Regions from separate parts of the Homo sapiens genome. Here all the other regions are linked to region 3. The links are chromatin contacts, found by Hi-C or POLR2A ChIA-PET in ENCODE. All regions are on one chromosome and are shown on one strand. The core of a region is the stretch at or near the end of the contact, and the rest is flanking DNA. Distances in the headings are between cores, read along the strand shown.

Evidence for each region. A loop is a pair of places that touch in the nucleus more often than their neighbours do. ChIA-PET counts read pairs that join two places held with the same protein, here RNA polymerase II (POLR2A). Pooled maps may share reads with other maps.
Region 1: a pooled map shows a loop between it and region 3 (5-fold over the local background). The contact joins two enhancer-like sites. A Hi-C loop is called at or near these places in 4 of 37 single-sample maps with no recorded cell type and 10 of 50 pooled maps. POLR2A ChIA-PET finds 5 or more read pairs at or near these places in 2 of 52 experiments (activated CD4-positive, alpha-beta T cell and naive thymus-derived CD4-positive, alpha-beta T cell).
Region 2: a loop to region 3 is called in a pooled map, with 2.9 times the contacts of the local background. The contact joins two enhancer-like sites. A Hi-C loop is called at or near these places in 1 of 37 single-sample maps with no recorded cell type and 7 of 50 pooled maps. POLR2A ChIA-PET finds 5 or more read pairs at or near these places in 1 of 52 experiments (MCF 10A).

What each region holds. Positions count from the first base shown.
Region 1 is chr13:27,351,303-27,354,640 of GRCh38, forward strand. No RefSeq gene overlaps it. Among named protein-coding and RNA genes, the nearest start is that of GTF3A, 72 kb to the right of the region's middle. RefSeq lists an enhancer at 1,865-1,934. Within about 2 kb of position 1,954, at least 3 of the 41 ENCODE cell types and tissues checked have a DNase peak (open chromatin) inside an H3K27ac peak, as active enhancers do.
Region 2 is chr13:26,971,127-26,974,539 of GRCh38, forward strand. No RefSeq gene overlaps it. Among named protein-coding and RNA genes, the nearest start is that of USP12-AS1, 150 kb to the right of the region's middle. Within about 2 kb of position 1,484, at least 5 of the 41 ENCODE cell types and tissues checked have a DNase peak (open chromatin) inside an H3K27ac peak, as active enhancers do.
Region 3 is chr13:27,146,528-27,149,730 of GRCh38, forward strand. The region is part of intron 1 of USP12 (ubiquitin specific peptidase 12); the gene reads right to left. All of the region lies in intron 1 of USP12-AS1 (USP12 antisense RNA 1), which reads left to right. Among named protein-coding and RNA genes, the nearest start is that of USP12-AS1, 23 kb to the left of the region's middle. RefSeq lists an enhancer at 1,215-1,404. Within about 2 kb of position 1,369, at least 2 of the 41 ENCODE cell types and tissues checked have a DNase peak (open chromatin) inside an H3K27ac peak, as active enhancers do.

The DNA of each region.
Region 1 (3,338 bases), core at 704-3,203, 210 kb after region 3:
GATATGGCCAATGGGAATGGAAAGAACAGCTCCTGGGGGGTCAGCAGGTTCCACAGTGTGGGAGGTGGCACCCATGTCCTCAACAGCACTGGATCTTTGGGTTTCTCCCATGGCTTCAGTTTTGTGAACCCCGGAGGCTTTGGGCAAGTATTACTGGCCTTGTCTTCCCATCCCACAAAAGTAAGCTGGGCAGAAGGGGAGGAAATAGCAAACCCTGGGCCAAAGCTGGGGTGCTGTTCATGAGGATGTGAGGGTCCCTGCCAGGGGATGACCAGCGACTGGAGAAGAATTTGATGAGGAAAGAAGGCCCACATTGACCAATAAGGAAATGCTGAGAGTTATTGTTCTGGGGAGCTTCAAATAAAGTCCAGTGGGGGCATGGCCTGGGAACACAGTTCAAACATAATAATATCTGATTTCTTTGTTTCTTTCTTTCTCTCTCTCTTTCTTTTCCTTCCTTCCTTCCTTCCTTCCTTCCTTCCTTCCTTCCTTCCTTCCTTCCTTCTTTTCTTCCTTCCCTCCTTCTCTTTCTTTTTTTTTTGAGACAGGGTATTGCTCTGTCTCTCCCAGGCTAGAGTGCAGTGGCATAACCACAACTCATTGAACTCATTTCAGCCCCCACCTCCTGGGCTCAATCAATCCTCCCACCTCAGCCTCCGAAGTAGCTGGGACTAGGGGCAAAAGCCACCATGTAGGGCTAATTTTTTATAGTTTTTGTAGATACAGGGTCTCTCTATGTTGCCCAGGCTGGTCTCAAACTCCTGACCTCAAGTGATCATCCTGCCTTGGCCTCCCAAAGTGTTGGAATTATAGGCATGAGCCACTGTGCCTGGCAATTATCTCTAATTTGTAAAACCACCTTGCAAGGTAGGTGCCCTTTGTCACCCTCAATTTGCTATGAGGAACTGAAGTCTGAGAAGCTCGGGTTGCTTGCCCTGGTCGCAAGGCTGGTGAGCGGGGAGCTGAGCCTCACGCACAGGCTGCCTCTCCGTGATGGAGGCAGCCATACCCATGGAGGTCACGCCCTGGAACAGAAACCCAGCCTTGCCCAGTCCATGACATTTGTTTTGTGAAAGCAGATGCTGTGGCATTGCCCTGGCATTGCATCCTTTGGGCAAAGTCTCAGTCAAAGGAGAGAACGTTGTAGTAAAGAAAGCAAGACAGAGCTTTCAACTCTCAGGCCTGGAAAAGCCTGCGCCAGGTTCCTCCTGTGCATAGAAACAGGGAGGCAAAGGAATGAGTTGAGTAATAAGCTCAAGGCTTCAGGTATTACAAACAGAAGCAATAAAATTGACGCTTGGCTGAGTTATCAGGAGGCAAAGAGGCAAAAATCCAATTTAAAAGATTATGCCAAATGGAATAAATCCAAAGTAATGGGATTGCTGAGCCTTAGCTGCCATAAAGGGAAACCATAGCATGTCTTGGTTTACAAAAAAAATAATACGGAGGATAAACACAAGCTGATTTAGTGTTTGGACTTAGTGTTTGGGGAAATCGTTACTATTTTTCCAGAGAGGGCTATAGTCAAGGACTGTGCCTGCAGTGCAATGCATTCAATAAATATTTACGGAGAGTCCTCAGGCCTCAAGTGTTCTCGATGCACCCGAGCCAGTGGCGTGCTGTGTGTGCGTCTGGGGGTGCTGTGTGTGCGTCTGGGGGTGCTGTGTGTGTGTGTCTGGGGTGCTGTGTGTGTCTGGGGGTGCTGTGTGTGCGTCTGGGGTGCTGTATGTGTCTGGGGGTGCTGTGTGTGCATCTGGGACCGGGCGCCACTCTTCTTCATATGGTGCTGCCTGAAACCCCACATCAGGTTTGTGGGATTTAGGAGGACTGGGGTGAACGAGATGTCTCTCATGGGAAGATGTGGATTTGGGAGGCACCACCCCAGCAGAGAGGTCTTTCGTGCCCTTAGAGGGGCCTTCAGCTGGAGGGAGGAAAGCTGGAGTCACTGCAAGAGAATCTCAAACACCATGACTCACGTTTGATTATACTAAAAGAGAAACTGCTTTGCAGGTCTGCTTAAAGATCTCATTGTGTTCCGCATAAGCAGTTTCGTTCTGAGGTGACCGAGATTTTGTAAGGCACAGTTCTTTTCAGTCATTAGTCTGCAGCACCCAGGATAGCCTCATCTCAGCTGTGGAACAGAGACCAAATGTTCAGACGCAGGCACCAGAAAGGGTGGTTCAGAAACGAGGTAAGAACAGCTCTGGCTCTGAGCGCTGTGAAGCACTCTGCTAAGCGCTTTATGCACTGTCTTTGTGTAGCTACTAAAAGTACCTCATCTGACAGATTCGAAGGCTGAAGCTCAGACAGATTCAGTAACTTGCCCAAGGCCACACAGCCAATGATTAGCAGAGCAGGGATAGCAGTACTTGACCCCTCTGCTGTCTGGTCTCTCCTAAAGGGGGAGACTTTAAAGCTAGATAATCGGGGGAACAATTCAGCGAAACAAGTAGGGGTTTGTGCTAGTAAAGGCCACATCCAATTCTGGAGTTTTCTTCTCCTTTGTTTTCTGCTTATTCAGAGAAGAAGATAGTACAGACCTGACTGCAATTTCCCCACGCTCAAACAGTGTCTGTTACACACAACAAAAGCCTCAGTCTATGCAGATCAGGATCACTGACAGAGAATGTCCAGATGTGTGACAAGACAGAGACACAACCATAAAAGTGACATAGTGTCTCAGTAATGGTTTATATAAGAAGCACAGAGGATATCATGTACAAAGAGGGATTTCTATTTGTCTCTTAAAACAAAAAAATTAGTAGTCCAGAGGAAGGAGACTCCCATGCCCTGTGACCCTGGTTGATAAAAAGAGCCGGTTGAATCAAGGTGCATGGGCAGATCTTGGTCCTGCTCAGAGCAGCCCTCCAGGCTGCTGCGCCCCACAGCCAGGCAAGCATTCTGCCCACTCACTGCTGCCGTCTCCCCGGCACCAGAAAGAACCAGCACAAAGAACTTTCCAACTTTTTGAGGATGGGCAGATAGGGAAAAGGAGTATCCCTTATGCTCTCCACTCCTTTTCCCTAACATCCTCATATCACTCTCCTCGGAGTTGTCACCATGAAATTCATTCATTCATTCCTTCATGCTTTGATTTGTTCCTTCCTGCATCCAGCCCCTGTCTATTCATGACTCAACATTCATGCAGCATTTAGTCTGTCAGATGCCATGCTCAGCCCTAGAGTTATAAAAATGAATAAAATGCAATGAGAGAGCATCTTACACCAGTCAGAATGGCTATTATTAAAAAGTAAAAAAACAACAGATGTTGGTGAAGATGTGGAGAAAGGGAACCCTGCTGGTGGGAACGTAAATTAGTTCATTCACTGTGGAAAACA
Region 2 (3,413 bases), core at 234-2,733, 180 kb before region 3:
AATCAGCAGAATCCAGAATGTGGAAACTGCCCATCAGCTGACACCTGTCATAGCTGGATGATAGTACATGGGGGGGTTGTTGTATCGTTTGCTCTACTTTTGTGAAATGTTTTATAATAATGGGTTAAAAATACTTACAAGTGTTTACATACACTCAGCCACAAATCCAAAATAACATCCGATCAGACACCTCTCCATAACCCACTGTGATGGGAGACAGTGACAATAGATATCTGAAAAAGGGATCAAAATCTCTGCCTAGCTCTTTATCCTGCCTCACCTCCCTGCTGACCTTAAGCTGATGCAGACCCGGGTGAACTGATCAGGGGCCATCGGCAAGCCCTTCTTTCCCCAAGGGTCATGAACTAGCACATTTCCTGGGGTGGGGGATGAGGAGTGTGCGGAGGCTCTGCCATGCTCGCACAGGCCCCTCGGACTCTGAATCAAGAGTCAGTACCACTGATCCAGGGACACCGTATGTGGGTGTGGAGGGTGATGCTGGCCTGAGTTCTCAGGCCTGGGCTCCAGATCTGACTCTGCTGCTCACCATCTGAGTGACTTCAGGTAAATCACTTAACCTCTCTGAGGGCCAATGTTTTCCTCTATCAAAAAAGGAGAATCAGGCCAGGCAAGGTGGCTCACACCTGTAATCCCAGCACTTTGGGAGGCCAAGGCAGGCAGATCACTTGAGCTCACAAGCTTGAGACCAGCCTGGGCAAGGTGGCAAAACCCCATCTCTACAAAAAATACAAAAATTTGCCAAGCACAGTAGGGCGTGCCTACAGTCCCAGCTACTCTGGAGGCTGAGGTGGGAGGATGGCTTGAGCCCAGGAGGCAGAGGTTGCAGTGAGTCAAGATCGCACCACTACACTCCAGCTTGGGTAGTAGAGCCAGACTTTGTCTCAAAAAAAAAAAAAGAGAGAGAGACTCATTCGCTCAACAAACACTTGTGCAGGATGTGTAAATGAGGTAGACAACAATCCCTGCAGTCAGGGAGCAAGGATCATGCACACAGAATACTGTTACACAGGGCTGGATGGGAGAAGGGCCATTGGGGAGGTAAACACCACTGAGGTGTCTGAGCGGAAGAGGTTCACTTCTCTCTGCATATCAGGTAAGGCTCCCTGGAGCAGGTGGCATTTGAGCTGAACCCTGACAGATGGCTCTCAGCAGGTGGATGTGGAAAAGGAGGGCATGCCGGTAGAGGGAGTGCTGAGCCCACGGCAGGTTCCGGGTTTTGCTGGAGCCCAGAGCTTAAGAAGGAAGCAGTGAAAGATCAGGCAGGTGAGGCCATCTGCGGAGGCCCTGAATGCTGCCCAGGGTCCAGGGATTTGGAAGGCCATGGGAGGCCATTTGGAAACTTTTGAAAAGGGTGCTTTAACCAGGACTGTTCTTCAAAAGTATTATAAAGAGGATGGACTGGAGAGAAAGACTTCATCCTATTTACACTCTAGGAAGAGAAGAGGCCCACTCAGCTTCTCCATAAACTGTTTCTGATTGACAGAATCGAGACAGACGCCTCAGACTGTGCAGCAGGGCGCCCTTCTCCAGGAGAAAGACTGCACACACACATACACACACACACACGACATACACCACACACAACACACACACCACACAAACACAACACACATACACTACACATAACACACAATACATGCACACCACATATACACCACACACATCACACACAACACACAACACACACACACCATTCCACACACCCAGAACACACACAAACACAGTTTTGTGAATGAGGAGGTGTTGGGCAGGAGTCTATAGGACATAGGAGAGAAAGCACAGCTGGAAAATGGAAATATGTCAACCTCTAAAATGCAGACACAGTTAAGGGTGAAACCATGAGACATGGGGAAAATGATGCCTCCTCTTTTCTCCCGTTTCGGAGAGGAGCTTCCTCTTTGCATCTTGCTTTGGTTCATTCTGGAACCAAATTCTCCAGGACTCAGAGGATGGGAGCATACAGGGGATAGGGGGCTGGCCCTTTCTATCCTCTCTACAGAAGAAAACAACATTACAAAGGCAAAATGCATGCAAGTAAAAAAAAAAGTTTCATAGAGGTGTGCTGGAGAGTTGATTCATAACCATGTTCATTTTCTATTTGTGTTATTTGTCCGCTTTTTAAAATTTGTAATTTAAAATTGTACAGGAGGATCACATGGGATCACAAGTTCAAGATCAGCCTGGGCAACATAAGACCCTGTCTCTACAAAAGAAACCATCAAACAATACATCACACGCAACACACACAACACACATGCACACCACACACACACACGACACATGCATGCCACACACACCACACACCACATACCGCACACCACACGCACATCACATACCATACACACAACACATGCACACCACACTCACACCACACACAACATACACACCACACACAACACACACTATCTGGGCATGGTGGTGCCCTCCTGCAGTCCTGCTACTCGGAAGTCTGAGGTGGGAGGATCGCTTGACCCAAAAGTTCAAGGTGCAGTGATGGTGCCACTGCACTCCAGCCTGAGTGACAGAGCAAGACCCTGTCTCAAAAAATAATAATAAAGAAATTAAATTTAAAACAATAAAAAAGAAATGACTCACTGGAGGACATGTGGTTGTCATCTATCAAATCCTATGATCCCCATTATGAGAGGCATTGTGATGAGATTTTCCTCTTCTCATTTTTGCAACAATTAACTTTAGTAACTTTTGTGTTCTTTCTCTTAAAGAGACCCCACAAATCGTATAAATTTTTGACCCCCCCGCCAAATTCTGATCTCGAGACCTCAGAATAGAGAGTACCCCTGAATTCACACTTCCGTTTTGCTGGTGGGGAAGGGCTGAGTGGGGGAAATAGCCCCTTAAATGGGTAGGTGTCTGCTTCTCAGTCCTTTTGATAAAAGTGTGGATTCAGCTTATCTGACCAGCTAGGCAGGATTAGTATGTCCCTCTCATAGATGGAAAGTTAAGTGATTTGTCCACAGCCACACCCTGACAACCTTGCTAAGACCCCAGGCCCCAGGCTCCAGGCCACCGCAGTATCAGCTGCCTCACTGTTCCAGGACACGGAGAAACCGGGAATGCACCTGTCATCCATAGCATCCTCCCTTCCTGGTTTTGATAAATCAGACTAATCCCTCTCCATTTGTCCACTTCTCACTTCACCCCCTTCATGGTCCCAGTGAGAGATCAGACAACATATTTCATTCGTTGCAAAACCTTGCAATCACTTGGGCCGGGAACTGGCAAAATCAGGTCACGACGGCAATCCTTGCTGGGGATCCTGAGGCCAAGGAAGCAGGAAAGACCCAGGAGTGCAGGGACTCGACCCTGCGGGGATCCCGTGCCTGGAGATGCCAAATCACCATGTTCTGCCTGAGCCCGGAGGCTACCTGCTG
Region 3 (3,203 bases), core at 119-2,618:
GTCAGCCATTATAAGATTAATGCAAAATTAACTTGTAAGTTCCACCACTGCAGAGCTCCGATGTTGGCTTATAAGTAGGTTCAGAGTCAGTTAAAAAGATACCTAAAATGAACCAATTGCTACTCCCCTTGAAAAAGTATGATTCCCTAATTTCCTACCTTGTTTCAGAAGGCACTTAAGATGGCAATATTCCTTTAATTCATCCGTTATGCATTGAACTATGCACCCCCTCCTCTAAATAAAGATAAATTGAACTCCTAATCTTCAGTACTTCATAATGTAACCTTATTTAGAGATAGTCTTTACAAAGCTAATCAAGTTAAAATGAGGTCATGAAGGTAATTCCTAATCCAGTATGACTGGCATCCTGCTATTATAAAAAAGGGAAATTTGGACACAGACACAGGGAAGATGTGAAGAGACACAGGGAAAAGAGGGCCATCTACAAGCCAAGGAATGCCTGAGGCTGCCGGAAGCAAGTAGAGAAGCCTGGGGCAGATCCTTCTCCAGCACCTTCAGAGAGGGCATGGTCCTGGTGAGATGCTGATTTTGGACTTCTGGAATCCAGAATTGTAAGATGACCAATGTCTGCTGTTTAAGCCATTCAATTTACGGTATCTGTTAGGAAAGACCCTAGGAAACGAATACACCATGGTATAAACTCCACGCAGCCTACACCCTCAGAGCCACTGCCTTTTTAAAGAGCTAGCACTGCACAATTTTACATGTAGAATGATACCTAATCTAAGCAAAACACAACTCAGGAAAGGAATGCATATCGCCATTTTATTTTAGTTTGTTTCCAATTTAGTTACGAATGTCTTCTATGAGAATGCTTGTAATATTTAAGTATAGTAATATATTATCAGCTGAGACATAACAATTCTGGATAATCTAAAAATTCTAGCTAACAAAGTTGATACATTATAACTGAGGTGTCCAATTTTTAAAAAAATACTTAACTGAAACATATAGGCATTTAGCATAAACTAGAATTTAAGAATATATGTCATGTAAAAAAGAAAAACAAAGTGTATGTCATAAACACAAAAACATCAACAAATAAGACACTTGATAATAAAAATGCTGAAAGTCAAAGACAAAAAGACACAGCAAGAAAAGAGGATGCATCACTTATAAGGGAAACTCCAGTTGAGACGAAAGGCTGACTTCTAAGCAGAAACCTGGTAGCTATGAGTCAGTGGGGTAATATATTCAAAGCGCTCAAAGAAAGGAAAAAAAAAATTTTAAAAAACCGTCAACCAACAATGCTGAATCTGCCAATGCTTCCATCTAAATGTGAAATAAAGACTTTCCCATAAGGGCATGGTGGTTCACAACTGTAATCCCAGCACTTTGGGAGGCTGAGGACGGAGGATCACTGGAGCCCAGTAGTTCAAGACCAACTTAGGCAACACAGGGGGACACCATCTCTACAAAAAATTTAAAAATTAGCCAGGCGTGGTGGTGTGCACCTGTAGTCCCAAGCTGCTCAGGAGACTGAGGTGGGAGAACCACTTGGGCCCAAGAGGTTGAGGCTGCAGTGAGCTGTGACCGCACTACTGCACTCCAGACTGGGCAACAGAGCGAGACCTATCTCAAAAAAAAAAAAGACTTTTCTAAAACGAAAACCTAACAGAAGTTGTTCCTATGCTAACAGACATACCTTACAAGAAATACTAAAGAAAGTTGTTCAGGCTAGAAGCAAGTGTTCTCAAACAGCAAGTAAAGTCCACATGAAAAAACATACAAGAGTACCTGTAACAGCAATTGTTAATTATAAAGGACACTATAAATGTGTATTTTTTCTTTCTTCTCTTAATTGATTTAAAAAGCAACTGTATAAAACTATATATATATATTATAGGCCAGGCATGGTGACTCACGCCTGTAATGCCAGCACTTTGGGAGGCCGAGGCGGGCAGATCACGAGGTCAGGAGTTCGAGACCAGCCTGACCAACATAGCGAAACCCCGTCTCTACTAAAGATACAAAAACTAGCCAGGTGTGGTGGCAGGCGCCTGTAATCCCAGCTACTCAGGAGGCTGAGGCAGGAGAATTGCTTGAACCCGGGAGGCGGAGGTTGCAGTGAGCCCAGATCACACCACTGCACTCCAGCCAGGGTGACAGAGACTCAAAAAAAAAAAATTATATATATATATATAATATAAATAATAATAACAGCACAAAAGAGGTAGGTTGAAATGGGCTAACATAAAATAGCATATCAATTGAATTAAAAAACCAGAATCACAGAATCATCTTAATACACACACACACACACACAAAAATCAGGTGACAAAAATCCAACACCTTGTCATGATAAAAACATAGAAAAGAATTCCTCTCTGAATACAATAAAAATTGTATTTATGGGCCAGATACAATGGCTCATGTCTGTAATCCCAATGCTTTGGGACACTGAGGGGCGGATCATTTGAGCTCAGGAGTTCAAGACCAGCCTGGGCAACATGGTGAGAACCCATCTCCACCAAAAATACAAAACATTAGCCAGGCGTGGTGGCACACGCCTGTAGTCCCACCTACTCAGGGGACTGAAATGGAAGAATCACTTTCACCCAGAAGGCAGGGGTGTGGTAAGACAAGATCACAGCACTGCACTTCAGCCTGGGCAACAGAGCAATACCCTGTCTTAACAAAAGAAAAGATTGATTTACGGAATTAATAAAATAAAAGAGGAAAAGAGCTCCTCAATCTGACAAAACGCATCTATAAAAAACTCACAGCTAATATCTTACTTAATAGCGAAAACACTGGATGCTTTTCCTCTAAGATTAGGAAAAAGACAAGAAAATTCCCTCTTGTTAACTTCTACTCAATACTGTACCATAGGTTCTAGCCAGCAGTTAGAAAAACAGGCATCCAAATTTGAAAGGAAGAAGTAAACCTATCTTTATTTGTATGTAACATGATTTTATATAAAGAAAACCCTAAAGAATCCACTAAAAAATTACTACTAGAATAAACGAGTTCAGCAAGGTTGCGGGTTCTAAAATTAATACATAGCCATCAATTGTATTGATCTCATAAAACTATGGAGTAGAATAGTGGTTACTAGAGTAGAGGCTGCAGATGTGGGGGGTGGGAGGAGTAGCCAAGGGGTGGTTAATGAATACAAAATTACAGCTCGATAGGAGGAATAAGTTCTAGTGTTCTACAGCAACAGTCCCCAACCTTTTCGG